Regions from separate parts of the Homo sapiens genome. Here regions 1, 3, 4, 5 and 6 are each linked to region 2. Evidence: chromatin loops called from intact Hi-C (ENCODE). Cell type or tissue: Caco-2. All regions are shown on one strand. Links, peaks and the distances in the headings refer to the core of each region. The heading gives the core; the rest is flanking DNA.

Evidence for each region. A loop is a pair of places that touch in the nucleus more often than their neighbours do. Peaks named below come from ENCODE experiments on the same cell type or tissue, not always from the same donor. Only the 100,000 strongest peaks of a DNase experiment are listed, where the experiment ranks them.
Region 1: it touches region 2 in a loop (4-fold over the local background); 3 of 110 quality-filtered maps call a loop at or near these places.
Region 3: it touches region 2 in a loop (3-fold over the local background); 3 of 110 quality-filtered maps call a loop at or near these places.
Region 4: it touches region 2 in a loop (2.1-fold over the local background); 3 of 110 quality-filtered maps call a loop at or near these places.
Region 5: it touches region 2 in a loop (2.4-fold over the local background); 3 of 110 quality-filtered maps call a loop at or near these places.
Region 6: a loop joins it to region 2, with 2.2 times the contacts of the local background. A loop is called at or near these places in 2 of 110 quality-filtered maps.

The regions. Positions count from the first base shown.
Region 1 is chr11:104,995,704-104,999,703 of GRCh38, forward strand. It overlaps CASP5 (caspase 5), which reads right to left. Exons shown (of 10, transcript NM_004347.5): 7 at 3,182-3,325; 8 at 1,680-1,789; 9 at 37-139. The coding sequence ends at 41. Among named protein-coding and RNA genes, the nearest start is that of CASP5, 25 kb to the right of the region's middle. In Caco-2, for the core only: a CTCF peak has its summit at 1,751 (motif pointing right); no DNase peak of the experiment used is centred there.
Region 2 is chr11:105,200,574-105,205,885 of GRCh38, forward strand. The region is part of intron 4 of LOC105369468 (a long non-coding RNA gene); the gene reads right to left. Among named protein-coding and RNA genes, the nearest start is that of CARD18, 63 kb to the left of the region's middle. In Caco-2, for the core only: no CTCF peak of the experiment used is centred there; a DNase peak (open chromatin) is centred at 2,498.
Region 3 is chr11:105,045,350-105,050,551 of GRCh38, forward strand. LOC107984381 (a long non-coding RNA gene) reads left to right here and starts at 2,651. Exons shown (of 3, transcript XR_001748352.2): 1 at 2,651-2,814. In Caco-2, for the core only: no CTCF peak of the experiment used is centred there; a DNase peak (open chromatin) is centred at 2,032.
Region 4 is chr11:105,314,893-105,320,204 of GRCh38, forward strand. The region is part of intron 2 of LOC105369468 (a long non-coding RNA gene); the gene reads right to left. Among named protein-coding and RNA genes, the nearest start is that of CARD18, 180 kb to the left of the region's middle. In Caco-2, for the core only: no CTCF peak of the experiment used is centred there; no DNase peak of the experiment used is centred there.
Region 5 is chr11:104,606,372-104,611,683 of GRCh38, forward strand. It overlaps LINC02552 (long intergenic non-protein coding RNA 2552), which reads right to left and starts at 2,931. Exons shown (of 4, transcript NR_120585.1): 1 at 2,866-2,931. In Caco-2, for the core only: a CTCF peak has its summit at 3,024 (motif pointing right); a DNase peak (open chromatin) is centred at 3,040.
Region 6 is chr11:105,861,387-105,865,386 of GRCh38, forward strand. It overlaps GRIA4 (glutamate ionotropic receptor AMPA type subunit 4), which reads left to right. Exons shown (of 17, transcript NM_000829.4): 5 at 638-822. Among named protein-coding and RNA genes, the nearest start is that of MSANTD4, 160 kb to the right of the region's middle. In Caco-2, for the core only: a CTCF peak has its summit at 1,578 (motif pointing left); no DNase peak of the experiment used is centred there.

The DNA of each region.
Region 1 (4,000 bases), core at 1-4,000, 210 kb before region 2:
CATTTATTTCACCCTCCAACAACTCTCAATACTTACATTTTCAATTGCCAGGAAAGAGGTAGAAATCTCTTGTCAAGGTTGCTCGTTCTATGGTGGGCATCTGGGCTTTAGCCTGTGGAACTTCAAATGATTTCTGTACCTAAAAGAAAAAACAGTAGATGAGATATGAGGGATTTTGGGTTCTCAGAATGCATCTTACACCATGAACCAGGAAATGCCTGAATGAAGAGAGCTTCCAGGGTTGATAGGACCAAGCCCATGGATATTCCAACTCCTTAACACTGCTACTCTACCTCTTAGAATTGACACCCCATGTCATACTGTACACTTTACATCAAAATAAACACTGCATGCCTAGTCAAGGCTTTTCAACCTCCATTTTCTCTATTTTCCATTTTTGACCTACGGATGTGGAAATCAATTAAATATCCTTTGGGATATGCTCATGAGAACTGGATATGGAAGATTTAGTACTTTCAACCCCCACCAACGCTGATTCTTCAATTTAAGGAGAATTAAATCCCAGAATCTTGCTTTAAGGCCTGAACACTGAACAACTTTCATGCCCACACCACCATGCTGACCTCTGAAATCTTATGCATGGACTGATCAATGAGATCCTGCTTACCGTAAATCCAATATTTCTAGTTCTTTTCCCAGGAATACCCTCAAAAGTACAATGTCTAATTCCTAATCATCCAAAAGGATTTAACTTCCCAGTTCTCTATTCACAGAAACCCCATCTCAATTTATGGTACAATCTTCTTTAAACACCAGTGGTATATCTTCCTTTTCCCACAAGAGTTTTACTGTTCTCTATAATTTTTAATTTAGAAACAACCACACTTTCCTGTGTTAATACCAATCCTATTTTCCCTTAAAAAGAGAAGGAACATTTATCTATTCATTCATGCATCTATTTATTCAATATATATTAATTGAATGTCTGCTATATGTCAGGCATATTGAGGTGCTGAGCAAATCCCCGCCATCCTGAAGTTTGCATATTAGTGAGTAAATACAGGTAAAAAACAGACACATAAATAAACTATTAATATATGCTTAATGGGAGGAGGTAAGAACTGTGGAGAAAATAAAGTAGGAAGGATGGGGAATAAGGAATGTCCCAAGTTGGGCAAGGAGTAGCAAACCTTCCCTTCTGCCCTTTCCCATGGAAAGAGTGATTTCTTTTTTATTCCCTGTTACATGCCTTTATGAATTCTACCACAATCTGTAATTGCACATTTTTTTGTTAACCCATATTTTCAGTATCCATATCTCTCACAAAAGTGTGAGTCCTAGATAGTCTTAAGCCATGCAAGCCTCATTTACCCCTTTGTCATCAGGATGAAGCCCCTCACCTCCATCCAGTTTTTATTCATTTAGTAAATTAACAAAAATTATTTCAAAATATTTTCTATTCTCTGAATTTTAATAAGTTATAACCCAAAATAGGAAGCTTATAGCTGATATTATTTTGTTTTACTTTGCTCTTCTTCTGGGATATATTGACATTTTCTTTCTCTAAAGCAGATTTTAAACACCTGAATGACAGAAATCAGGTGCCATACTACTTTTGCTTGCCTGAAAAACTGTGTCATTTTTATTCGATTAGTGAATAATGATAAATTCTTTCTGAGCAAATAAGTAAATGACTAGAAAAGGAAATGGAAGCTTACCTTCCGAAATATTTCCATTAGGTGGCAGCAGCAAGAATATTTCTGGAAGCATGTGATGAGTTCCGTAATGAAGATGGAGCCCCTTGTGCGGTCTCTCCAGGACACGTTATCTATGATGATACAGCCTGGTATGCCTTGGGCTACGACTTTCACTATGTTTTTGTTTATATTTTTGTTTTTGCATAGCTTGAGAATTTACTTGATAGATTTATGGAAATCCCTTATAACCAAACATTTACTTAGGTTTCACACAGAGGAAACAGAAAAGCTGGCAAAGGTTGAACAAAAAAGACAGCTTGTAAGTATTGCAAGAGATTGCATAGTGATTGTATTTTGATTCTTGGAACTAACTTTTTATTATGGACCTCATGTTCATTCACTTTGCTTAGAAAAGGGGACTTGAGAAATAACTGGAATTCTTTCACTTTACAAAGGAAAGAATAGAAGCTCAGAAGGATGAATAAACTTTTAGGTTCAGTGAGGAAGCAACAAAAAACTACCGTCGGGCTCCAAGATTGTTTACAGATTGCACCATGATGTCTTTCACCATAAAATAAACAAAATAGATGAACACATCCAAAGTTTCAGTTATAGAAGATTAAAATATAGAAAAATACTGTATAATATGGTGCCAATAGTAAATAATACTGTCTTATATACTTAAAAATTTGCAGAGAGTAGATCTTATGTAAATTATCCTTATCACACCCTTGCAGAATGATGATAATAATAAATAGAGAGCTGGAGGAATCTTTTGGAGGAGAGATGTTTACAGCATAGATTTGGGTGATGATTTTAGGGGTGTGTACTAATCTCCAAACTTATTGAGTTGCATACATTAAATATGTACAGTTTTCATATGTCAGCTATGCCTCCATAAAGTGGTTTAAAAATAAGACTTGAAAATTTACAACTTGGAAAGAGTAAAATAGAAAGCCCTTTAGGATGATTACCTAGAGGTGAAATACAAACGACTGTTTCCTGTAATTAGACCTAATTAGCTCCACCCTAACATTTCTTACCTTTTTTAAAGCTCATTCACATTTTTATCTGGACACTTAATAACATTGCTCTTTGTAGGATCAAGTGGGATATATGTAGAAGAGGGCTTGAAGTTGATCGTTTGGAAAGACAGCCAGTACTGGGATCCATAAAACTTCTATTCAAAATGTTAAATGGATTTATTAAAAAAACAGCATCCATCATCTATGTTTACATGGTGTGTGGCGAATGGGGTTCCTTGTATTGTATTGCTTTAATATTTGGTATGCCTTTGACTGTAAAGTGTAACACTTATAATAAAAGTACAGTTTTTTAAAATGTGTGTGTGGGAGGGGGAAGGAATCTATTCTCACAGCACACATAAGATCATGCAAAATATATAGAGAGCACACACCATTCTCTCAGCTCATTGTTGCATAGGGCCTATCTTGATTTCATAGAATCATTCAAAGGTGGCCTCAGCACCCCCAAATTTTTGACTGTTACTAAAAGACACATACGTGGTGTTGAAGAACAGAAAGCAATGAAGTCCTTCTCCTCGTGGATCTTGCAAACAGAATCTGCCTCCAGGTTCTCAGATGACTGTGAAGAGATGAGTGCCAAGGATGCTGGAGAGTCTCTGACCCAGAGTTCCCCATGTTTTTCTGTAGAGACATCAACTTTCTTTTTTTTTTATGTTACTTTAAGTTCCAGAATAGAAATGCAGAACGTGTAGGTTTGTTACATAGTTACGCATGTACCATTGTGGTTTGCTGCACCTATCATATAGGTTTTAAGCCCACATGCATTAAGTATTTGTCTTAAGGCTCTCCTTCCCCTTGTCGCCCACCCCCCGACTGGCCCCGGTGTGTGATATTCCCCTCCCTGTGTCCATGTATTCTCATTGTTCAACCCTCACTTATAAGTGAGAACAAGTGGTGTTTGGTTTTCTATTCCTGTGTTAATTTGCTGAGGATGATAGCTTCCAGCTTCATTCATGTCCCTGCAAAGGACATGATCTCATTCCTTTTAGGGCTACACAGTATTCCATGGGATATGTGTACCACATTTTCTTTGTCCAGTCTATCTATCATTGATGGACATTTGGGTTGGATCAAGAGACATCAACTTTTTATACACTGATGTGCCTCACTTAGCATGGCTATCACAATTGCCCACCTTGTTATTTTTCAGTGTTCTTTCTAACTAATTTCATACATACATACAGACCCACACACATGCAAACACACACACACATTTTGCTTTGTCTCTAGTGTCATTCAACAATGTGTAAATTAATAGTGAATTTATCATGTCATTACCAGTTTTCAGTTAAATTA
Region 2 (5,312 bases), core at 794-4,793:
TTTGCAGACTTAGTTATTTTGCATATATCTACTTTCATTCACTAAGTCCTGCTTTCTTTGTCTCTCAGAGTCATTGTCATTTCCTCTACTCTAAGTCACTGGAGAAAGTCTTTCTGAAAATTATCTCATGCTGACATCCTCTAATACAGTTAGTGGACTAGACTGCAGGTGATCTAATACATCTACCTGTTCAGAGTGCCCAGAGGGATGAACAATTTCTCACCAGGAAAAAGGTGAGTGATGTCTCCTGTCAGCTCCTCCCAGTGTGAGGATAAAAAGAATTTGTAATTTTTTAGTACATTTTGTTTTGAAGGGTCTCAAAATTTCTTAAATATAAAGTCACATCAATTCTCATAACCCCAACCTCAGACTGGTGCATATGATAAAATCTACAACGTAAGGTCAATAATAGTTCCTTGGAAAATCAGCCATGTTTATAGATGACTCTAATTGTCACTGTAAGGCAGTAAGGGTTGGTAGCAATTTGCAGAAATGGGGCTCAGTTCAGCAGACAAAACATTAAAATTTGAAAGCTAGTCAGGGTCCTATCATTTTGTGCAGTATTTCAAAGGCCAGTATTTCCTGGTTATTTAAATATAATCGGGCAACATACAAGGTGCTAGTCAGTAATGTCATATCTTTTCTTAGAGCAATAGAAACCATATTATCTCCCCTAGCTTAAATATAAAGCATTTTATACCGTCTTTAGATAAATTATTTTATTTTAAAGGAAGGGACTTTTATTTTCAAGTTTATCGCTATAGTGCCAAATTTATGATAGTTACCTTCAGCACAGGGCAATAAAGATGACTTGCACTTTCTGTATCCGTTTATGAGGTTTGAGATGTATTTTTTACGTATATTCATACTATATGTATCAGCTTTGATATTTTATATTCTAACCTATTATACTTATTTGCTCTTTAGTTATATGAAAAATGAGCCCAAAGATTTGGGGATGAATTCCTAATAAAAATATTAAATTTTTTGATGTCTATAAATTAACCCTTCTTGGTACACCTCTGAGACCTTTCGTCTCATACTCAGTAGGAAACATTTATACTTTCATTTATTTTTTCCTCCTCCACAAAAGTGCAGAAATTAATTATATCTTTGAATGCTTGCCTCCAAGGGAGGAAATTTTTCACTGTATGTATTTTATGACTGAGCAAAAACTTTTTAAGAGGAATATTATTTACTGTGATTCATCTGTGCCATGTGCATTGCTAAATACATATCAACTAGAAGAGAACCCCAAGGGTATAAAATAGGATTTTATCTCTCCATATAAATTTGTAATCCTATGAGTATATTTTACTGTTTTCCCAATTTCTGTAATTTCCACATTTCACTTAATAAAAGCTTGAAATTTATTCTTATTTTTCATTTGGTATTTTTTAAACATCCAGATAAGTAATTATTGTTAAAAAGAAATAAAGGTACTTTTACTAAATTCTTCTCCATTTCAGTAAGTTGCCATGCTATTTTTTGTCTAACGTGTAATGCTACTTTGGAAATGATGAAGTTGTTAAACTCGTAGGACCTTAATGATCAGCATGTCCAATGACCACATCTCTTTATTTTATAAATGAGGAAAGACCTGAGGTCCTAAAAACTGGAGTTGACTAAGATCACACAGGTAGTCATTAAGTTTAATTATTATTATTATTAACTAGAGCTTAGAAGCAAGGACTTCTGCCTCCAATTAATTTGCTGCACTATTTAGGTTCTGCTCCACTCCCTAAACAAGCTTAGTGGTGCAAGAGTACTCTGAGGGTTATCTGTTTTTATTAGTTGCATTTTAAAAAATCTACTCATTTGGGCATTAAGTGCTTGGGAAAAAACTGCTTATTTGGGCATTAAATCCATTAAAGTCCATCTGTTCTTTGGATCATGAGTGAGCAGAAAAGGCCCGTCACCCTAGACAATGGTGCTTCGTAAATTTTTTTTTTTTAGACAGCAAGTATGTCAGTCGACAAATGCAGTATCAAGTCTAGATCTTCACCATGATATCTGGTGCTGAGGTTTGCATGGCTTTTGACATGTGAGCCACTTGAGGGCAGGAACTCTTTTATTCAGCTTTGTGTCAGACACGTGCTTTCTCTCAGAACATCTTGAAGTAGATTAATTACATAAAACAGAACAGAATCTATAGCTGAGGCTGGCCCTTAGCACTGCCATAAATATGAAGCAGAATAAAATATTTTCTATGGAAAATTACTTGAAAGCCAATTCTTCATTCTACAATTGAGAAGATAGCTCTCAAAGTCAAGATTTATCCCAAAATGACAATAGAACTAGGACTTGGAAAAAAGCCTACTGCGGCTATTGTACAACCACAGCATTTATTTAAACCCTGACCTTGCTTCTGTCTCATTCAGAGTCGCTATTTGCTGACAATCGTGCTATGAGATAATCTCCCTTGCAGATTTATGTTCTTCCTGGACCTTTTCTCAGAAAGACATATGCCTTGCTCACAATTTTTTGCATTTCCAGGTACTTTGGCTGCTGCTGTGGTTTTATCTGAACTTCAGCTTTAGTGAATCATTAAAGCAGTTCTTTGATCTGCCCTACTTGCCTTGCCTGAAGTTGACACAAAGAAAGTACTATTTCTTTTACTCTGGATCATTTTGAACTTTGCCCAGTCTTATGATTTACTTTATTCCAGGTAAAACCAACACAATAAAAGTCCCATCTATAATAAAAAGGACATTTATTACCCATGTTTTATAATAAACTGATATCTACTTTCCATATATATGCACATTCTAAAATTATTTCCATATTTCATAAAAGCAAAATCTCATATATGAAGAGAAAAATACAGTTCTGTATTTGCTCCAAAAATAGACACAGGTAACAATTCTCAGCAGGGTTATTACAGTTGATGTCATAGAAATTCCTTCAAATCTTAGTTATTATAACTAATATTAATCACTTTAAACAAGAATTTTGAGTTATACATTTTATGAATGATTCCAGGATACTGAAGGTAGTTTTGTGTTCAATACTGAACAAATGTGAGAAAATCAACATTTTCCCTTTTCATTTTTGCTTCCAAAGAACAGTATTAAACAGTCTTCCTCAATGATATCAGCTCTGCATCCACTTTCTAAGTGGAGTCCAGTGTATTTGGGATCCCCTTACACTTACTGAGTGATTCTCTAAATTCTCAGTTCATTTGCAATGTTAATATGGGGAGATAAAATTCTGGCATAAGCCAGGATTCTCAGGCTATGCTGCAGTTGCAAACACCAGAATCTCAGTGACTTGACATAATCAAAATTTATTTATTGCTTAAGCTATGGTCACTGTGGGTGAGAGAGATTCTCTAAGGTATCTGCACCCCAAGCAAGGGCTCAATAATTCATGAGGGCTTTGATCTCCTGCAACCTCCATATTAACATCCAATTTCATCATTGCCATGGCAGAAGAAGAGACGAAAATGCTTCAGGCTATAATGACCCATTCCACTTTCACTCTCAATCTACTGGTCCATTTCATGTTATATCTCTGTCTAACAGCAAGGGAGCTGAGAGTGTGTAACTCCCTTATACCTGGAAGGTAAGGAGAACTGAATATAGAGTAGCACGATAAACCCTGATTATACAATAAAGTGGTGGTTGAAAATAGCTAAGTGGAAATCATAAATCCATTTATGGTAGCATTTACTGTATCCTTAAATTGTGCTCTAAAATACACACAACCAATAACATCCGATATGACAATTTCCAACATGCCTTCGGGTTATATACAATCTTCCTCCTTTAAGTGGGAAATCATTATTATGAATTTCTAAGAAAAGAATGATGAGCATTGGGTAATATAGAGATCAATTAATAAAGCCGCTGAAGTGTTAAACAGCTATAAGTCACGTTTCTGAGTTCAATGGTAAACAATTAAGCCTCTTTTGCACAATATTTTTAAATGTATTTGGTATACTTTTTATTTTACATCGTAAGCTTTAGCATATAATCAAGTTGGCTAATATTTTGAGTGATTATTGGCAGCACATGTTTGTTAAGTCTGCTCAAATATATTAATAGTTTGGAACTCATTGTTAGGTCCACTGCTGAATATTATTTTTTGAGCCAAGAAGTCAAGTGGGTAAATTTTGCCACCACAGGGAATCATTTTGTGCAGAATTAGTGAGAGATAAAAATATATGTTTTTAATATAACCCTTACTTGAGACTTATCAATCATACAGTGCTGGGTCTATGTGTTAGGATGATTGCATTAGCATTAACTTGAAAAAATGGGAACTATAGGTCAAAAACATCCTTGACTTCCTCTCTAAAGTGCCTATTTATATCTGTTTAGATGAGAGACTGAAACCAATAATACTAGAAATTTAAAGTATACAGAAACTTTCATTCTATTTTGTAAAAACCTGGGTCTCATGGTGGTTTATTTTTAAATAAGAATTTTAAATATAAACAAAAATGTCTATTTTTCAAGTTAGTATAATAGTAGATACTGTTTTTTTTTTTTCTTTTTTTTTTTTTTTTGAGATGGAGCCTCGCTCTGTCCCCCAGGCTGGAGTGCAGTGGCGTGATCTGGGCTCACTGCAAACTCCGCCTCTCAGGTTCACGCCATTCTCCTGCCTCAGCCTCCCGAGTAGCTGGGACCATAGGCGCCCGCCACCACGCCCGGCTAATTTTTTGTATTTTCAGTGGAGGCGGGGTTTCACCGTGTTAGCCAGGATGGTCTCGATCTCCTGATCTCGTGATCTGCCCACCTCGGCCTCCCAAACTGCTAGGATTACAGGCGTGAGCCACCGAGCCCGGCCTAGTAGATACTATTTTTCAAGTTACTATCACCTACTCTATTATACATCTGGAAATGTTATTAAATACATACAATAGACCAGTACAAATGGTGTTTTTGGTAAACAAAAATGATTATTTTGTAAAAGAAAAAATAAGTGTTTAATTCAAATAGTGCTTGTAAAGGGTTAAAGTCATTTTATTGTTTTTTTATTGTTATTGTTTTGCACTAATAGATGGGAAAACTCTTCCAGATTTAGTTTAATTGATTAGAATATTTTGGCAGTAAAAATATAGGGTATACTTGCTATGCATTTTTTTTTTTATTATTAAAGCAACGTTTTTACAGAAAATTCCTATTCCCTAAACAATTTATTTTTTTCTGGCTTGCTGTTTTTGTGAGATAAGTTCTTCTATAAAGAACATCAGCCTATATTACAATAATCATGAAGGTGAGTTTTGCTATGAGTCTATTCCTATTTCCAATTCTACTGTAATATTGAGAAATATATCTATAAATTATAATAATTTTCCCTAATGTTCA
Region 3 (5,202 bases), core at 7-4,006, 160 kb before region 2:
CCTTCCTTTTTGGCAGGGCGTGTACACATATTGGGAAACACCCACTGCACATTCATATGCATATCTTTATTTTTCTTCCCAGAGAAAGAATCAGAACTGTAGCCTGCATCAGAGAGTGTATCCAAGGGAATTCTTTTTTCTCCAGCCCTTGGATAGATCAGGGTAGGAGGGGAATGGGGCTTAGAGAATAAGCCCCAGGATTGAGAAAGTATGTGTACAGTTAAATTCACACAGTGAAGAGTTTCCCATTCATTCGAAAACTTGACCGAAAAAATTAACACAACCTTTGGAGAATGTGAACCACTGTTCCCTTGACCCCACCTCACAGCTTTGGGGAAAGTTTGTGGGAAATATATGTCCCTGTGAAGCAATTTTGCTTTAAGAAATGTAAACATTTTTCACCAATATTAAAGCTTTTCTTATTTAATGTTCTTCCTTTCCTGATGGCTTTTTTGTTTTGTTTTGTCTTCTGATACATGATGTCACTCTGTTGCCCAGGTTGGAGTGCAGTGGCATGACCACGGCTCACTGCAGCCTCCACTTCCCTAGGCTGAGATGATTCTCCCACTTCAGTTTCCTGAGTAGTTAAAATTACAGGCAAATCCCATCAGGGCTGGTTAATTTTTGTATTTTTTGTTGAGACGGGCTCTCCCTATGTTTCCTTGGCTGATTTTGAATTCCAGCGCTCAAGCGATCCGCCCATCTTGGCCTCCCAAAGAGCTGGGATTACAGGCATGAGCCATGAGCCACTCACTCATCTTGGATGGCTTTCTTTTGAGGGACATTGCATCACAGAGGCCCAAAGCATAGACTCTGAACTCAGAATGTTGAACCTAGCAAGTTAAACTCACCTTCCTGGGCAAGATATTAAACTTCTTTATACATTGGTTCCTCTGTCTGTAAAATAATATTATTAATAGTACATACACATCTACACAGTTTTGAGCAGTATTGAGATAAAAATGTGAAAAATGAATGGAACATTGCCTGGCAAATGGTAAGCAGATAATGAGGGATATTACTATAATTAATAGAAATATTTCAGTTTAGAAAAATAATCAAGGATGATTATTTGCAGATTTTTTAGCTAAGTTTATCTTTTGTTAGAATCCTCAAGCAGTGCCTCCAGTCATTCATTTAGCAAATATATGTGGACAACATGGTTCTCGGTGTCAGGGGTTCCATCAAAACATATATTATGATCCTTTCCCTCTTGCTCGCACATTCAAGAGGGAAAGATACACATGAAACCTGGTATGTAATATGTAACTGGAATATTTAGAATGTGAAAATATGCCAAGCGATGAGAAGAATAAGAAATTAATTGGAGAAGTGGGAGACAAAGTATTGCAGGACTCATGAAAATTGTACACAGAGGAGCCAGGGAAGGCCAGAAGAGGTCTCTGCCTTTGTCAGTACATGCTGAATTGATTATCCCAGAAATAAACTCAATGTGGCTAATTTATTTCATGAATAAACTTGATGGAAGATGGACTAATAGCAAAATGCACACGGTACATTTCATTTATCATTTTTTTTTTTTTTTACCAAAAATTTTCTTGGGCTGTTACGTTATTACCTTTGGAGGATAATGACCAGATTTACAAAAATATTTACGGTTTGACATGTGGGCTACCAGTTTTACTTCCTGTGCTCCAGGCTAAGAGTTAAATGTCATTGGTTAAGTAGAACGGACTGTGTAGGAGGACAATGACGTGGCTTTTAATCTAAGGTGTTTTTCATGGTGTTTTTATCTTTACTCTGCCAATGACCTAATCCGATTGCAGCAAAATCTTGAGCTCCTTGCCGCTGGAAGGATTTGTAGCATGGAAGAAAGCAGAAATTGTCTGTGCACCACTTCTCTTTAGTTTATTTACTTTTAAATTTATGTACTGACTCATTTATTTTTTCTGCTGCTTAAGGGTTTCACATGAGGGTTTCTCCCCACCAGCCAGAGCCAAGAACCACGGAGTTTATGCATGCCAAAGTGGCATCCAGGACACAGAAACAATGATTAGACCATGTGTCTGGGGATGTAGAATCATGAGCTTTGAGTCATGTCCTGGGAATGTAAACACTGAGCCATTAGAGTGCAAAGGCTCGCTATTTCCTCAAAAAGGAAGATGTCAAAAACTGGAAACAACTCAAATTCCAATTCAGGAGCATAAGTAAACAATTTGTGCTAGACACATACACTGAAATACTATTCAGTCATAAAAGGAAAAAATTACTAATATATGCAATAACATGGATGAAAAACTTATACTTTCATTATGAGTGGAAGAAGCCATATAGGAAGGAGCACATACCCTGTGATTCCAATTATATAAAGTTCTAGATTAGAAAAATCTAATGTGTAGTGGTAGAAATTCAATCACTGCTTATCAGAGGAGGAAATGGAAGGAAATTGAGAACAAAGGGCAAGACAAAATTTTTTGGGGTGACAATATCGGTTTGTCTATTAAATGGGATATTATACTAAATATTCTTGTGTAATTAATAATCAATTTATATTCTTAAAAGGGGTACATTTTCTTTTATGTAAATTATACTAAAATAATGTTAAAATTTGAAATGAAAAAGGTCAATGGTAGTAATAACAGACTAATTTGGAAAAACATTTTTTTTCTTGATTTCAGGACACAATCAAGCCTCCAAAAATTACCCATAATTCTGGTAAGAGGAAGCAGTTCTCATAGTGGCTGAAATGTAATTACCCGCCACCCACATTGGAGGGGGATAGGTAGACAGAGGGGAGATAACCTACAGGAACCAATTTATTGACTGAAATATGTACCTGGAAAATAGCATTACGTAAGTAAAATTATCTTAAAATAAATGAATGTAGCAATTCTACTGTAAGTGATATTTAAAATCTGCATAATGATTTAAAAATCCTTCTATCAGTGTGAAGTCTGTGAAACAATATTATTTTAAATGACAGAGTAGGTACTATAAGAACCTCTGACATAGAAGACAGAAAATTCCTGTGCTTGGGTTTTGACCATCCCATTTCCAAGCTTTAGAACATCATATACCCTTTCAGTTTATCCAACTCCTCTTCTTATTTATATTTGTGGACCATTAGCACATTTTGAGTAATACAATTCAGAACACTAATCAACTATAACATGTTATTTTATGTTTTCTTTGTCTAAAACCTTCCCCTTTTCTGCACAGCTTATCAGTGTGGACTTGGGTATCTAACAGTCCTGAGGTCAACTTCTGTTTATGAGCTATTAGATTTTGGACAAGTTATTTAACATCTCTCAGCCTCTGTGTTCTCGTGTATAGAAGGGGCCTCCTAATCATTCTTACCTTCTAGGATGCAATGCCAGGTGTAGAGATCATGCCATAGTACCTCTCATTTATGGTAGTCATGACCTATAGAGCAGAAGCAAGGTCATGTACAAATGTACTTTTTGGTTAAGTACTTCTAAATTTTTCATATGCTTCACTTCAGTATGTTGAATAAGCATTAATTTCATTTTATGATAGGAAGATCAGGTAAAAAATTGCTTCAAGGCCTTGGTAAGCCCAAGCTGGAGAACTGGGTGAGAAGCCAGCCCACCACCTCACTCATTACTTGCTGTATGTGATGCACTCCTCTTCAACTGGGTACTAACTACACTGGGAAATAGGAAGTAGATAAGCAGATAAAAGGTGCTTTTTTGTGTCAGTGGGAAATAAATTCTGAGTTAAATGCATCTAGACTATGATAATTTATAACAGTCAGCCCCAGTAAACTATTTAAATGATGAGATGGGCAATAGGAAACCATTGCAGCTTCCTAAGTAGGAGAGTCACGTTAACATGCTTCTAAAGTAACTATTTCATATTGAGTGCTTAATAAGGCCCAGGCTCTGTAATAGATACTTCATCTATATTGGTTCCTCTTGTCGAACCGTTTAAAAATATTGGTACTTGGAATAACCCCAGATTATGAAACCAAAATCTCATCCTGACCCTCACCCTTGAGACTTCATGCACTGCCACATCCAGAATTTAATAGGACATGTTCTTTGAGGCATTGCTGGTACCATGTGAACCAGGAGCTGGGTCCTGATTGGACTGAGTGTTGGAGACAGGAGAAGGGGTAAGAATGTCTGGGAGTTGGTGCTGACTACAGAAAGAAGCTGCAGAAGAGTAGGAAGGAGCGAAGATGAAGCAGTAAAGAGCTTGCCTGGACAGGCAAGTGGCCAGGAGGGGTGTGGTCTCCTTGTGTCAGATTTCTACACCAACAGCATAGATAATAACTGACCCATGGAACCTCTACAAGTTAGAGTCTCATCTTGGAACCAGATAGAGCCAAATCCCCAAGGAGGGATAGACATGGTCTTGGATGTGGTGTGTTGCCTAGCAGCAGAAACAGAAGCCATTCTTTTCCTTCAGCCCACTCAGAATATAAACTACACTGACAGATGAAGTATATAAATACACTAGAAAGCAAGCCACTATAAGGATATATCAGCAGAAAGAAGAGACTATAAATTTAAATCTTGAAGGACATTGAGATATTGGACAAATCAAATATCAAATATAGAATGAAATCATTCTATATCAAATATAGAAGGATGTAAATAAAGGGAGCAAAAAGTAATTATTCTATAATAAGCAATAATTTGAGAAACAATAAAAATAGAGCATGTATAAATACAAAAATTAGTTATATTTAATAATGGACAGATTAAAAGGCAGACACACAAATCTGCGAAAATGTATATAATGTGGAAGATACAGAGATGTACAGTTGACCTTTAAACAATGAAATACTTAGAGGCACTGACCCCTATATTCAGTTGAAAATCTGTGGCCGGTTGCGGTGGCTCACGCCTGTAATCCCAGCACTTTGGGAGGCAAAGGCGGGCGCATCAGGAGGTCAGGAGATCGAGACTATCCTGGCTAACACGGTGAAACCCCATCTCTACTAAAAATACAAAAAAATAGCCCGTCATGGTGGCGGGTGCCTGTTGTCCCAGCTACTCAGAAGGCTGAGGCAGGAGAATGGCTTGAACCCAGGAGGTGGAGCTTGCAGTGAGCTGAGTACGCACCACTGCACTCCAGCCTGGGAGACAAAGCGAGACTCGGTCGCAAAAAAAAAAAAAGAAAAGAAAAGAAAATCTGCATATAACTTTTGACTCCTTCCAAACTTAACTTCTAATGGCCTGCTATTGAAGAGAAGCCTTACCAGTAACAAAAACC
Region 4 (5,312 bases), core at 516-4,515, 110 kb after region 2:
TATTACAATATCTTAACTAGAATACAGCTCAAAAATATACTGACACTATATATATACACACATATATACAATATGTAAAGTAATAGTGTACAAAAATATTTGTCATCATGTGATAAAGAAAATGATCCTTGAGTATATATATAGCGTGTGTACATATATATATAATCCTCTAATATGTATAGTATATTATTCCTATAGTGTATACATTATATACTCTGTATATACTCCACAGATCCTATAGTATATAATATATATAATATCCTATTCATATTTTTCAGCTTTATTCTAGGATAAAATTGAGAGATTTGGACGTAGTTTGATCTTATCTGGCCTTGCTCTTAGGATTTGTAAGGGAGAACAAGAGTAGAGCTCAGTCTCAGGATAATCTTTCCCCACTACTGAAAAAAGATTCTTCTGTGTACTCCACATGATGCTCTGTGAATCATGAGGTTTTCCATCATAGCAGGTGGAAATAGACCACAGTTCAGCCTTATTTGAGTGCCAGATACTCTTCTCTATAAGCCTTTCGAGTGTTTACTTTCCTAGCCTCAGAGAGTTTCCCCATACAGGTAATACTGATCATTACACAGCAGAATACTCAAGGGGGCCCTCTACAGATCTCTGGAGTTCTCCTTCTATGGAGTTCTCTCCTTTCTGGTGCTCTGTCCAAATTCTGGCAGTCTTAGTCTCTCTGGACTCCCATGTCCATATTCTTCACTCACAGAGCTCACCAAGCTCTGTCTCGACTTTCCCTTCTCTGCAGCACAGTATAGGAGCTTACTCAATGCAGTAAAACTAGCATTCAACGAATTGACTTTAGTTGTTTCCCATGTCTTAAGGATCATTGCCTTCATCATGTGATGCCTAATATTTTGTACACTATTACTTTATGTATTTTGTCTGTTCTCAGTTGTTTCAGGGAAGAGTACAGCTGTTCTTCATTACTCTAAATTGACCATAAACGGAAGTCCTATCAATAGGGATTGAAGGCAGGGTGTAAATACATCAACCAAGGTCCACTGTTTTCCAGTTCTGATCATGATTCTTCTGTCTACAAGGCAAGTTTAACAAGGAGATTCTTTATTCTATATTCAGGAATACATTCACGTGTTTCCTGGGTTTTGTTCAGATGGAGTCTGGTATGGTTTCCCACACCTTGCACTGTTCTGTGTTCAGACACTACCAGTCTGCTCTGATTGGCTTCCTTTGTCTTACTCCTTTTAAGTTTATTAAATTCTAGCCACTAACCAGGACAAATAAAAGGCTTTGTACACCAGTTCCTCATAGGAGAATACACTCCCCATCCAAATCCATTGAAATAAACAAGTTTCTTGTTTTCTCCCTGAACTGGTAAGATTTTTATTGGAAATTAAATATTTCAGACTTTATTCAATTTTTAAAATTTCCTACTTTCTCACTTGCTCATTTGAGCATCCTAACCCTTTGGGGTGTGTTAAAGTACAAGTCACTAGTATTTAAAACCTTATTCTGTGCATTTCAAAACACACCCCACTCCCATTAAATACAGAGTTTATGGTACTAAATGTACCCTTTTCTTTTCAGGTACCTGAGAATTTCATTTTCTTTATTGCAAGGTTAATTAAATGTTGGCCTCAACCTCTAAATTCACTTTTGTCCAGCATATCTAGGTTATCATGGTTGAAAGGAGTTTGGAATTAATAGCCCATGAAAGTTTTATTTATATGTCTGTGTATAAATATTTTGCTTAATTTTTACTGAATGTAAAGTGTCCACACATATCAGTCATGTGTCTCCACAGCAACAAAATTCTCAAATATTTCAAAATAAATAATAACACAAAGTCTACTGACTAAGAAGTTTACAAACATGGATGTATAACTGGTTTGTGTGTGTGGGTGCAAGTGTATGATCTATGAAACTATGCTTTATTTTGAAATGTTAATTAATAATTCATGAGGAAAAATAAAATTCAGTGAGAAATTATATATGTAAGTTAACAAAGAAAGGATGGAACTAATTTTATCGATTTGGCAAATGTTTAATTTTTTAATATCAAATTAATTAAAAACCAAAGAACATAATTAACTGTTGAAACTAAATTAAGTGATATGCATTATTTCTAAATAGAAGCTGAAGAAATATGAACTGAAGCCAAGAAGCAAAATAGATTCCAACCTCAGACAAATACAATCCAGTGGATTGTAAAAGAAATGTGATTTTAACTAGATATTAACAAAATAGGACTAGAGACAAAAAAAAACTCTGGTGGTAATAGACCAGAAAAAGAAACCCAAGCCTAAAAAACATTCAACGAATTTTACCTGGTGATAAAAAGATGACGTGAGGCAATTTTTAAGTGAGCAATAAACCACTCAATACCTTACAGTTGAATAATTCAGTTTTAATAAAAAAGGAATCCAATAAATCAAGTTCTTATAAAAGATACAAACATACAAATATAAAACATTAATTTCAGGTTTGAAAAAAATTCAAATTAACATGCTCATTTCTCCTACATGTAGTATGTACACAGAGATATATTTTGTTTTAAATATTTAAATGTAATAGTGAACTATGTAGGATTCTAAGCTATTGCTTTTTCACCAAGTATTTCTTATAGTGACTAATTTTTTCCACCAAGCTTTTCGAGATCATAAATAGGACCACCTGTGAGTTTCAAGCTCTTACATGGTTCCCCTAAACATGGATACAAAGTCATTTTACAGAAGATTTAATAGCTCACATGGCATTTGGTTTAGTCTTTTCTTTAGAATTTGACATAAAACTAGTAGTACTAACGTTTCTAAAAAAAGCAAGCAGAAATATGAATTTATTAAAATAAATAAGACCCAAAAATAACTATATATAAAAGTAAAGGAAAATATTATTTTCTTGAATAACAGCAGAAAGTAAAATTAAGATGTGTATATTGAACGTAAAAATGCTTTCTCTTTTGAGTTAATCCTCATAGCTACTCTGCAAGCCCTCTTTAATATTTACCGATGTCTTTACAGCTCATGTTTGACATAGAAACCCCACTTCCAGGAAAGTACAATAAGAAAATAATCAGTGGTGGCTGCAAGATCTGTGAAAGATAATATCCAGTTTAATACACAGTGTTTATAACAACAATTTTGAAAATAACCAGGATATTAGACATTTTAAATAATTAAAAATTGATTTAGAGTCATGAAGGCAACCCAGGTCCAAAAGAAAGCACACAGGTGAAAATAGCCCATTGGAGGTCCCGCTTGGGCCAGGAGGGCATCTTGCAGTGAGTGACCTGGAGCAGCTAAGCTCCACAGAGTGCCTAGACCTGGGCAGGCAGGGTCCCTGCCTTGGGCACACATTGCAGGGTCCCTGCCTTGGGCACACATTTCAGGGGCCCTGCACATTGGAATGGCTTTTTTTGCATGGAAAGACAGGATCTGTAGCCCTAGGCCAGCAACTGTGTAAGCCTGTTCCTGTTTCTGCCCTTGGAGACATTCTAACCTTTTATGCCTTCCCAGTCCCACAAGAGATTGAGTAAACGCCCCGAGGACCACGAAGACTCCTGCCTATGGGATGGTTTCTGGCCCCATAACTTCTCCATGGTTTCAGAAAGATGACTGGCAAGGATCACTCCCACTGGCAGGGGCTGTATTTCTTTTAACAGAGAGCAGAAGATTGGTGTGCAGGAAAGATGCTGAGATACTGAGTTCTTTCTTCTCAACAGAGGAGAGTTCAGGACTTTGGGCAACGGGCACAGTTCACGGGCTATAGCCAAATGTGTGACCAGTATGCCTACTCTTGCCCTTTTGGTATCCCGTTGCTGTGCTGCCTGTGGTCTGCAGGTCCTGAAGGCTGAGAAGATGGCAGTAGTCATCCTGTTCCTGGGGAGTTTACTACCACTGGTACTCTTCACAGGTTCCCCATCATATGTCAGGCAACCCTCAAGGCATGTCTCAGCTTATCCTTGGAGGCTTTACATGACCATCTACAACTTATTTCAATCAATGTGCTCCATTACCACTGATTTGCCAATGATATGCTTTTTTCTATGAGTCTAAGCCATACCAAAGGAAAGATAAATATTCCCTGTGCAAATGAAATCACTCTTTTAGCTCTGCCTAGGAACTCTTGCCTACTCTGCCACCTAGTACTATTGCCTGGAGGGTAGGAAGGTAGGGAATGTGGTCAAAATTGAAAGAGATTATATTCTATGAATGCAATAATAACAGAGTTCAAGAGAAGATAGGTTGAAGGATGTGCTGTTTGACATCTTTACTATAAAATTATGTATGGTAAAGTCAACATAATCAGAAAATGAACTATCATTCACATTTTGTCTGAATACTGCAGGCAAAACTCGCATTTATAGTCACTATCAATGAAACATAGTAATAAAAAATTTTGGAAGAGTCACTGGAAGCCAAAGTTCATGGACTGCAAGGTGGATGATGCAGTGTCATGAGAAATAATATAATCAGTGATAAATAATTGTTATTAGGAGACTGCAGGAGGAAGATTATTAATATCATTTCAATACAGATAGGTTCAGAAGGCATTACAAGTAATAACAGCACTGCTGTTATTTTCAGGGAGATATTAGCCAGGAATGGTACATTTGACAATACAAAATAGAAAAAGCTGGTTTCTGGATCTGTACAGAAAGCGATAGTGTCTAGACATCATGAATATTCACATGTACTGATCTGACAATAAACAAATACATATACGCTTCTACTCATTTTTCCAAACATTTATTGATATGCCTCCATACTTTACATGAATCTGTAAGTTTCTAAATCATTTTAATCAAAACATTTATAAAGACAAAAGCCACGAAAATATTTTTCTGGGACCCCACAAAACCTGTTGATGGCCTTGTTGCTACACATAGGGTGGCTAAGGCAAACAAACAAAAAAAGCTATATTGAGCACAATGGGATCCAGGCTTCTTAACCCTTGGAAAACAGAAGTACAAATAGGTGAAGAGGCACATCTAGAATGAACTCTGCATTGTTGCACTACAAATAGGGTTACTGGTATAATCACATGGGTTTAACTGTATAAAGATAGAAATATGGATATGGATAGAGAGATGGATGTTTATAACGTAAATATGTGCACATACAAATATATATTTATTCCAGTCCTGTACTTTGTGAAGGCACCTGAAGAGCAACACATCAGTAGTAATGAGCACACCTAGAATATAGATCTTGGTTGCTAATTATACTCTCCCCTGAAAGAATCCAGAACTTTTTGAAAAATGGTTGATCCAGGGATGGGACAGGGAAAGTAAAAGATGAACATACAACAACTCCATCAGTGAGAAACACTAAAAA
Region 5 (5,312 bases), core at 591-4,590, 590 kb before region 2:
ATATCGGTCTCTGATTTTATTTTATTTTATTTATTTTTGAGACGAATTTCACTCTTGTTACCCAGGCTGGAGTGCAATAGTGCGATCTCAGCTCACTTCAATCTCCGCCTCCTGGGTTCAAGTGATTCTTCTGCCTCAGCCTCCGGAGTAGCAGGGATTAAAAGCGCGTGCCACCATACCTGGCTAATTTTTGTATTTTTAGTAGAGATGGGATTTCACCATGCTGGCCAAGATATTCTTGATCTCCTGACCTTGTGATCCACCTGCCTCGGCCTCCCAAAGTGCTGGGATTATAGGCGTGAGCCACCGTGTCCAGCCGGTTTTCTTTTCTTAAAATGCTTTTTTTGTTTGTTTGTTTTAGTGTCAGAGTAATGCTAGCATCATTAACTGATTAGGAAAGTATTCCATACTTTTCAATTTTTGGAAGAGTTTGTATAGAATTAGCATAACTTTTTCTATCAATTATTGAGAGTGGGATATTGAAACCTTAAACTATTTTTTGAATATGTGTCTCCTTGCAGCTTTATCTATTTTCGTTTCATGTATTTTGAAGCTCTGTTACTACTTGCATAAATACTTCACAATGCTATATCCTCTTGATGAACTGACCCTTCTGGATGGTGAAGAAAAATAAAATATTCTTGGCCTAACCTGAGCTCCAAGAATTGTTCCCCTTAGTCCTTCCAGAGGTTCATTCTTCAGTTTCGAGTAGATTTCACCCACACGTGTGCAGATGAGTTCTCTCCTGAAACACTTGAGAAAGACCTGATAGAAATTGCCAGAGTTTTCTCCCCATGCAGCTCTCCCCTCGCTCATGCTCTGTGAACCCTAGCTGCTTTTGTCTGGGAACTCTCAGCTGTCTCCTCAACTCTACAAGAATGCCAGACGCTGCCTGTGTTTCTTATGGCTCACCTAGGTCTAGGAGATTTAACTGATTACTTAATCTTTTATCTAAAACAAACCATACTAATTTGTACAAATACCTTTAATTCTGTGTGAAATTATTTTTATATTCTTTATTTAAGAAAATGTGATGTTGTATCTCTGTCTTAAATCATCAAAAATATAATGACAGAAAAATTAAAAGAAAGAATAACAGAGGAAACATATGGATAACACTTGAATTAATTCACCATTCCAGTGTCAGGAAGATAGTTTCTGCAAACATTTAAAAAATCTATGTATTCTGACGAGTTGATGTCTTGTGATGGTTTTACAAGAAGAATCAAATATAAATATCATGTTGTAAAAGATTAATATGCATGCATCTGCTTTAAATAGAACAAGGCTAAAGAACATTTTGTTCTTGTTACTGCTTCTCAATAAGTTTGGTAGTTCAGTTTAACTCAGGTAAGCTTTCTAAATGTCTAGCATCTTGTCCAAGCTCATAACAAAGATGTTCAAATGCCTTGGCACCCTCCTATTATTATTCCTTCCTGCTCTCCTCATAACCTTTTATTTTCTCATTTTTCATTTAACCATTCCTGGACCTCACTCTCATCTTGCAATATCTAATAAGCCTTTACTAAGGACTGAACATGTGAGGGCCAGATTTGTGAACTGGACTTTTCTCTCTGTAGATTTTTCAATTAGGTTTTCACAATGCCCTAGTTTCACTGAGTCAGTAAAACTCCCAGATGTTTCCATTCTTTATGTATCTCTCCTTGTATCCCTCATCTCTGTCATAATTTTAGAGACCCTCTTGACATTTAAAAAATTTGGAAACAACAGTTTCTTATTTCTGCCTAAGAAGACTTAAGATATTTCTGTAAAGATTTGGTTGGACACATATAGACATTTATTCCAAATTAAATCAGTGGTCTTCTTCAGATTGAGTTCCAAGCTGTAAACTTCAAAGGATAAGTTCTGCTTTACTAACTGTAATGCCAAACCAATTATTTTATAAAAACAATTAAATTGTCATGAACATAAGATTTCATATCCTGAAAGAATAGGAATAAGTTCTATTTTCACAATTAGTTTTCTATGTATAGTCCTCAACCACAATGCCTGTGAACCACCATCCTGGGAAATAAACTTTTCTTGAGATCTCAAAGCAAATGAAGACAAGTAACCAGCATGGCACAAATGCTTCTCTGCTACTACGTGGATTCTTTTATAGACACTGATTATATATTAAGATATTAATTTTATCCATTTACACTCATCAAAAAAGAAATATATGGTCCACATACTTAAATTCAACTTCTTTCTTAGAGGCAATGGACTAAGTACAATCACAAGCAATAGACAAACATCATAACTTTAATTTTTGGCTGTAAAAATGGAATAAAAACAGTAATTGTATTCATCATCGCTTGATGAAGTCTTTAAAATGTTACTTTTATTCTAGGAAGAATGTAGGCAACCTCTAAAGGGTTGATGTGGCAAGAAAGACACTGATATTTTTTCTGGGAAAAAAATACCTTGGCTCTGAACGAAAAAGAATATTGCTGAAATTATAGTTAGGAGCCTAGTTCTCCTATTGTTAGAGCTCTTTTAGGACATTTTATGATATTTTCTACAAGCACAGGACTGTGGCTATTTAGCTTGGTTTCTATTATGCCTTTCTTGGCATCATGTAGGATAACTAGCACATCTTATAGGACACCAGTGAAAGACAAAATAGACAACACAAAAATCGTATGGCATTCCTCAAACTGTTTTATGTGAAAAAGAAAGGCTGTCTTATACTATTCAAATCCCTAGACGAATATGTCAAAATAAGAGTACGAGAGGAAGGGGTTATTTCAAGGATATCCCACATATAGACAACATGGTGCATTGTGACATCGTTATATAAATATTAATAGTGCCAGAATACTAATCCCTTCATCGGGGAGGAAATATTCTAAATTCACTTACCTCTTGCAGCACTTTCCTACATAGTACTGTAGACACAGCCCATTGGCATCCTAGAGATGGCATTCTGAAGAGAAAGCAGGATCTCAACTCCTCTCAAGGTGTTCCTCCCTCCCTTGAAGGTCAGGATGTCTTGTGCTGGCACATCCTTTGGTGGGTCAGTAGATGGCAGTGTGTCTGAATCTAGTATGTATGGTAGGGGAAAGCTTTTTAGCATTTCCCAAGAAAATGAAGGTTTTGAAAGCTGTGAGGCAGCATGGGGCCTAGTGCATGGGCCAGAAGACTTGATCTTTATTTCTGGCTCAACTCCTGAATACATTTACTTGAGTAAATGGACACCAGCCACTTAACTTTTGTGTTCTTTGCTTTCTTGAACTTGAAATTAGACAAAATACTCTGCCTCTTCCCATCTCCCTCACAAGGACCCTGTGAGTTTAATCAGACTTCAGATTAGTTTCCGTTCTTTGAAGAAAAGACTCCTTATGAATTTGCTATGCTATTTATAATGTCAGTGGCAAAATTGATCTGGGTTGTTCTTCTGGGACTTGAAGTAAATAAACACAGAGGCATTTGGCAAGAAGGATCTTCTGTATTTCTGTGCCATAAAATGTTGGTGTATTTTGGTTTTAAGTAGCAGCACTGGATCTCAGGATGCAAAATTATTCTTGTTACTTGGAATTAAAATAACTTCCTCCATTCCATGGAACTTGACAATTACGGAAGGAAGCCAATAGGCCTCTGGCACCTTCCCAATTTAAATTTAAACTGTTCACTGCAAGTACAGATTCAATCAGATACAATCATTTTCACTTTTCCCTGCTATTAAACATAAGAATTTTCACTTCAGCATTTTACTACAAAGGTGGCACTCTGATAAATGTTAAATGAAATGGTAAGTAGGAAATACCATTGAAGGGTTGAAAGATGATTCTTTTTCCCAACAAGATCCAGCTGTGCATGAATTCACTGGAAGTTAGAATAGTTAGAATCCTCAACCAAAACATACCTTCAGCTGCATGGCACCAAAATGGGTCATGACAAGATCATGTTGGGGCAAAACAAACTTTAACATCTCACCTGTCAACCTGGCTCTGGTCACGATCAAAGCTAAGCTTCTTTGAAGAAGCCTTGCTACTTTGAGGCTGGTAACAAGGATCAAAAAGGGATACAATAAATAATACTATTTCTGGACAGGTAGATTCTGATAGGGAGGTCTAGCGTATTTCTAATACAGATGCCTACCTCATCTGGTCTTCTTGGAAACAAAAAATTATATTGTGTAGGATAGCCAGAAATCTACCTGCTATATAAAAAGATAAAATTGTAAAATGAAATGGATGTCATGTTTGAACACATGCCATACCATCATTTTTAGGTAGCAGCCTTTCAGGATATAGACAAATATATTTGGGATGGTTTCTGGGTGTATAATCCATTGGAAAAGCTATTTTAATATAAAAATTCACTGTCAAAATATTAATAAACAACTAGTCTTTTTTCAAATCTCTTGTGCAATAAACATAGATTCAAGACAAGTGATTTTTGTCGTGTCATCTTATTTGTAAGACATGTCTCTCTAGTTGGATAGTGATTGGCTTGTTGGTTTGAACGTCAGGAGGTTAAAATCTTAATTTAAATATGCATTAGTATTAAAATATGTTCAAGAGAATGTCACATCAACCTCAACCTCAAAGTACCAATTATGTTGTTTGGGTTCCACATTTGACACTGTTCTGACTAAACTGATATCCCCCGTTCAGAATTTCTAAAAATGCCTCAGATCTCAGTTTCATAATACATTCTATGTAAAGTAGAAACATTAAGAAAAACTGAATTATAGAAACATAATTTCATAGTTTCAAGGACATAGAAGTCAAAGCATACTGCTTGAAGCTAATGAACAATTATAAAGATGTAGAAGCCAGCACATTATTAGCATTAGGTTAGAAGAAATAGACAATTCTGTAACCACTCAACAGGATGGATTCAAAACAAAGAAATTGTTAAGTTTGGAGTTTAATTATAAACACTAATTTGTAACTTGGATGAGAACAGTAACTGTTTTTAATCCTTAGCCAGTGTTTTATTTTTTTCCCTGAAGCCGCTTATTGAAGAAAATAAATGACGCAGGAAAAGCAAGGGGAATAACTAATAACCAACATTTTATGCATATATATGTGTAGAACTTAAGTGAGAAAAAAACTGATGGCACCATAGTCAATTTAAATAAGATAAAACGTATCAATCAAGCAGTCAACCATAAATCTCTAAGAAACAAGAAGCCCATGTACAAATTCACGGAAACATGGTAATTGATCTTTGTTGATAACGTTGAAGCACTTTGTGATTCAGAAAAAAAAACAAATTTGGAAGTTATCGTATACATAATATGGTTTTACACATAATATTATGTATATTTTATTACATTTTATATTTTTAGATATTATTCA
Region 6 (4,000 bases), core at 1-4,000, 660 kb after region 2:
CAGTCTCTTACTGATTAGGAGTACCAGTGCCTCACCTAGTGGTTATTCAACTGATCCCCAGTCTATATCATTCACCTGCTGAGAGAGGAAGAGTTAAATAATGCCTCTCTAATATGCACCTGTCCTCATCAACAAATAAAGCACCGAGAATAATGAGTCCTCAATAAATACTGTTGTACTGTTTCTTTTACATCTTCTCTTCCATAGTTGAACCAAAAATGTTGTACTACCTTGTTCAAGGGGAAAGTCAAACAGTTGTTCAAAATGAGTTCCATCTAGTGAGTAAAATAACAAAAAGGGTTTATGAAATTGCTATTGACTACAGATGGTGGTGGATTTGGTTTGGGGTTTGTCTCATCAAAAAAATGTCTACAGCAATGCAATGTTCTCCAGTAAAGAGATTTTGAGAGCACAAGGTATGGTGTTGCTACTTCATTCAATCAACATTTTAAGAGATTTTGTTGCCATGACTAAAGAAAGTAAGAATAAATTATTCAGAAATAACCACACAGACTTTAAGTTTCTAAGCATTCAGTATATTTTGGAACATAACAGTGTTGATATAGGCTCAGTACCTGCATACATCATTAAAGGGGAGTAAAAGCATGTTTTTAGTAACTTTTTTTTTCCCCAATAGGATACTCGATACTCCAAGCTATTATGGAAAAAGCAGGACAAAATGGTTGGCATGTCAGCGCTATATGTGTGGAAAATTTTAATGATGTCAGCTATAGGCAACTTCTAGAAGAACTTGACAGAAGACAAGAGAAGAAGTTTGTAATAGACTGTGAGATAGAGAGACTTCAAAACATATTAGAACAGGTAAGTCCTAGATTTTATATTTTTAACCTAGACCCTATACAGAAAAATTTAACCTTTGATTGACTTGTCCCCATCAACATCTTCTCCCAGCTTTTAATTTGGAGTGTGAGGTTTGAGAGTTTTCATTCCATGACTATCTTCAGGACCAAATCACAATCTTTTATCACCAAGGACCTTTTTGGTTCTTAAGTCTCAATGTATTTAGAAAGCTATTTCTCACATATTCTTAAGACTTGAATGAGTGAAAGACTCTGTGTGAATCTTGAAGAGCTCTTGGCCTCCAGTTTTCGAAAATATTAATGTTGAAGATTAATCCCATCTAAAAATAGTACAAAAATTCTAAATTTGTGGGTGCACCATTTTTAGAGGCACACTTACTTTAGAGAAGTGCTACATGAGAAACAGCAACATAAATTACTAAAGCAATAAAATAAAAGAAAAGTCAGTGGAATACTGTATATAATTTAGTGGAATACTGTATATAGCATGTTTTCTGCTAGGTATTATAAGTCAATACATTACTACCCCAGTGGAGATGGTTTTCAACTCTCCTCAAAATGGAAAAGTCCTTGAATAAATGTTTCAATAAATATTTGTTGATTTGATTTGAAGCAGCCAGGAAAAGATTAAACTGAGCTTTGCCGTTGTATTAAATGATAGGAAAATATCATCAAATAATGGATAACATCTGCCTTTCCCTACCCCTGCAGATCATGATAAAGCTTTAAAGGCTCTTTGGCCAAAATTGCAGTGAGTGAATGCCATCTAGTGGTTTTAGAAATGCTTGCTCATATTATCTACAATACGTTAGTTCAGCCAGACATGGGTAATATAATTTTTTGTTGGTTAGTTTTTTACATATAGCTTAACTGCATAATTATATGACTTGATTTCCATTAGTAAACTTGCCAATTTGGAGGTTTATTTATAGGAATAACTTTAGTATTCAATTGTAAGAATGAAAACCAAAATATATTTCAGAGATTCAGCTTTACTATTTGCAGGCAAGGGACTAGATGTCTTCAGTTTCCTTCCTCAACTATATTAGCATTTGTAAAAGTGAAAAGTAAAAGAAAACAAACAAACAAAAATGTTGTATTGCTAAAGTCTAAAGAAGCCAGACCATAAGAGGAAATAACAGAGTATTTACTTCCTGTCGTCCCTTTGTAGAAGAAAAAGCTAAATATATATATATATATACTGAAGAAATATATATGTTATTTTGGGAAATATTAATTAAAAGCCTATACATTACTCGGGCTTATTCCTAAGAGAGTCCAAAAAATTTTTGAAGTTGTAGCTATTCAATGTATATGAAATTTTTAAATGGTTAGTTACAGAATCCAAGAAAAATCTTTCTTCTTTCTTAAGCAATACAGCCACTTTACCTCCGACTCCCATTTCCCTCCCTCCCACTCCTGCCCCTGTATTGAGAGTTTGAGTTGTTTGACCTGAACAACTGAAGCTTTGTAAATAACTCACGATGAATCCCACAGAGCAGCCAATTCTAAGAACTGCCTGGATTGCCAAGTTCCTGTCAGAGGGTGAGTAAGGCTCAGAAAGACCCTCCACTTAGCACCTGTGCTTAAAAGACCAAGTCTGGAGGAGGCAATTGAGTGCCTAAAGCACACTGACCCATTTCAGAGGCTTAGCTGGTTTCTAAGAAGAAAATTGGCACACCTGGGTGCTTTGGATAAACTCTGAATAAGCCGTAAATGAGCTCCTGCTAAAGAAACTGGACATCTTATATATTTTTTGTCATATTAAAGAAATTAGAAAACTTGAGTGTCTACCTTTTCTATTCTTCTTGCCAAATTCTAAAAGGTTTCTTTTCTATCATGGTTGCATGGTAATAATAATAATAATAGTAAGAGAACTTTGTCCATTTAAAATGCCTCTCAGGTATAAATCTCATAAATTGCAATAAAGTCTACTGCATTGTGAGAAAATAATGTACTCTTAATTGTCCTATAAAATTTTCCTCCAAGAAAAGCTGTGTTTTTATTCTGAACATGCTGTTGTTGTTGTTTACTATCTGTATTTTAATTCCTTGTAGCTCTAAATGAAACAACTTTCAATGTTTTCTTGGTTTTACTCTTGGCTCTTCCACAAGAGCTAATCCATACTTTGTCAGGGGTTTGTACGTGTATCTTAAGACCCCTGTGTTTCAACATCCTTTTTCATAAATTAAGATAGCAAAAGAAAACAATTTCAAAAAACCAACCAAAGCATTTTTAAAAGGTAAAAAGTTAAATGCTAAATAATCTTGATTAGAAAAATGCCTTTGAAAAGGTGGACTTTTCTCAGAAGATGGTGAAATTAATACAATGATGATAAAGTTCTAGAAGGATGGACACACTTCATATTAGTAAATTTCTATGGCCGGGCATGGTGGCTCACGCCTGTAATCCCAGCACTTTGGGAGGCCGAGGCAGGTGGATCACCTGAGGTCGGGAGTTCGAGACCAGCCTGACAAACATGGAGAATCCCTGTCTCTACTAAAAATAAAAAATTAGCCGGGTGTGGTGGCACATGCCTGTAATCCCAGCTACTCGGGAGGCTGAGGCAGGAGAATCACTTAAACCCAGGAGGTGGAGGTTGTGGTGAGCCGAGATCGTGCCATTACACTCCAGCCTGGGCAACAACAGTGAAACTCCATCTCAAAAAAAAAAATTTCTAGAAGGATGGGCACATTTCATATTATGGTAGCATGCCATCAATAATTACTTCATTGACATCTTAATTTGTATCAATTTGCAAAAACATAATAGAAATAGTTCAGACAATATTCTCTCAAAATATGTTAATGGAAAACTGTGGTTATAGAAGCATTTCATCTTCTATACATGTTTTCCAAATTATTTTATGACATGAACTAATTCGTTCTTATAAATGTATTGCTATTTAATATAGTAGCTAGACATATACTCATTCAAGCATTTCAAAATATGAGTTTAAGATCAAGTATTTGAAAATATGGTTTAATGTACACCATAAGAAAAAATGGAAGAATGTATGTAAATATCACCCACTGAGTCATTTAAGAGAGTAGAAACATATTGAAACCACAAAGTTAGATTTATTTTGTTCATATCAACACCAATCAAACAAATTGGAATTTTGGCTCTCTAAATCCAATGAGCAATTTGGTCCACTCATTTGCAGAAACAAGCCTTGA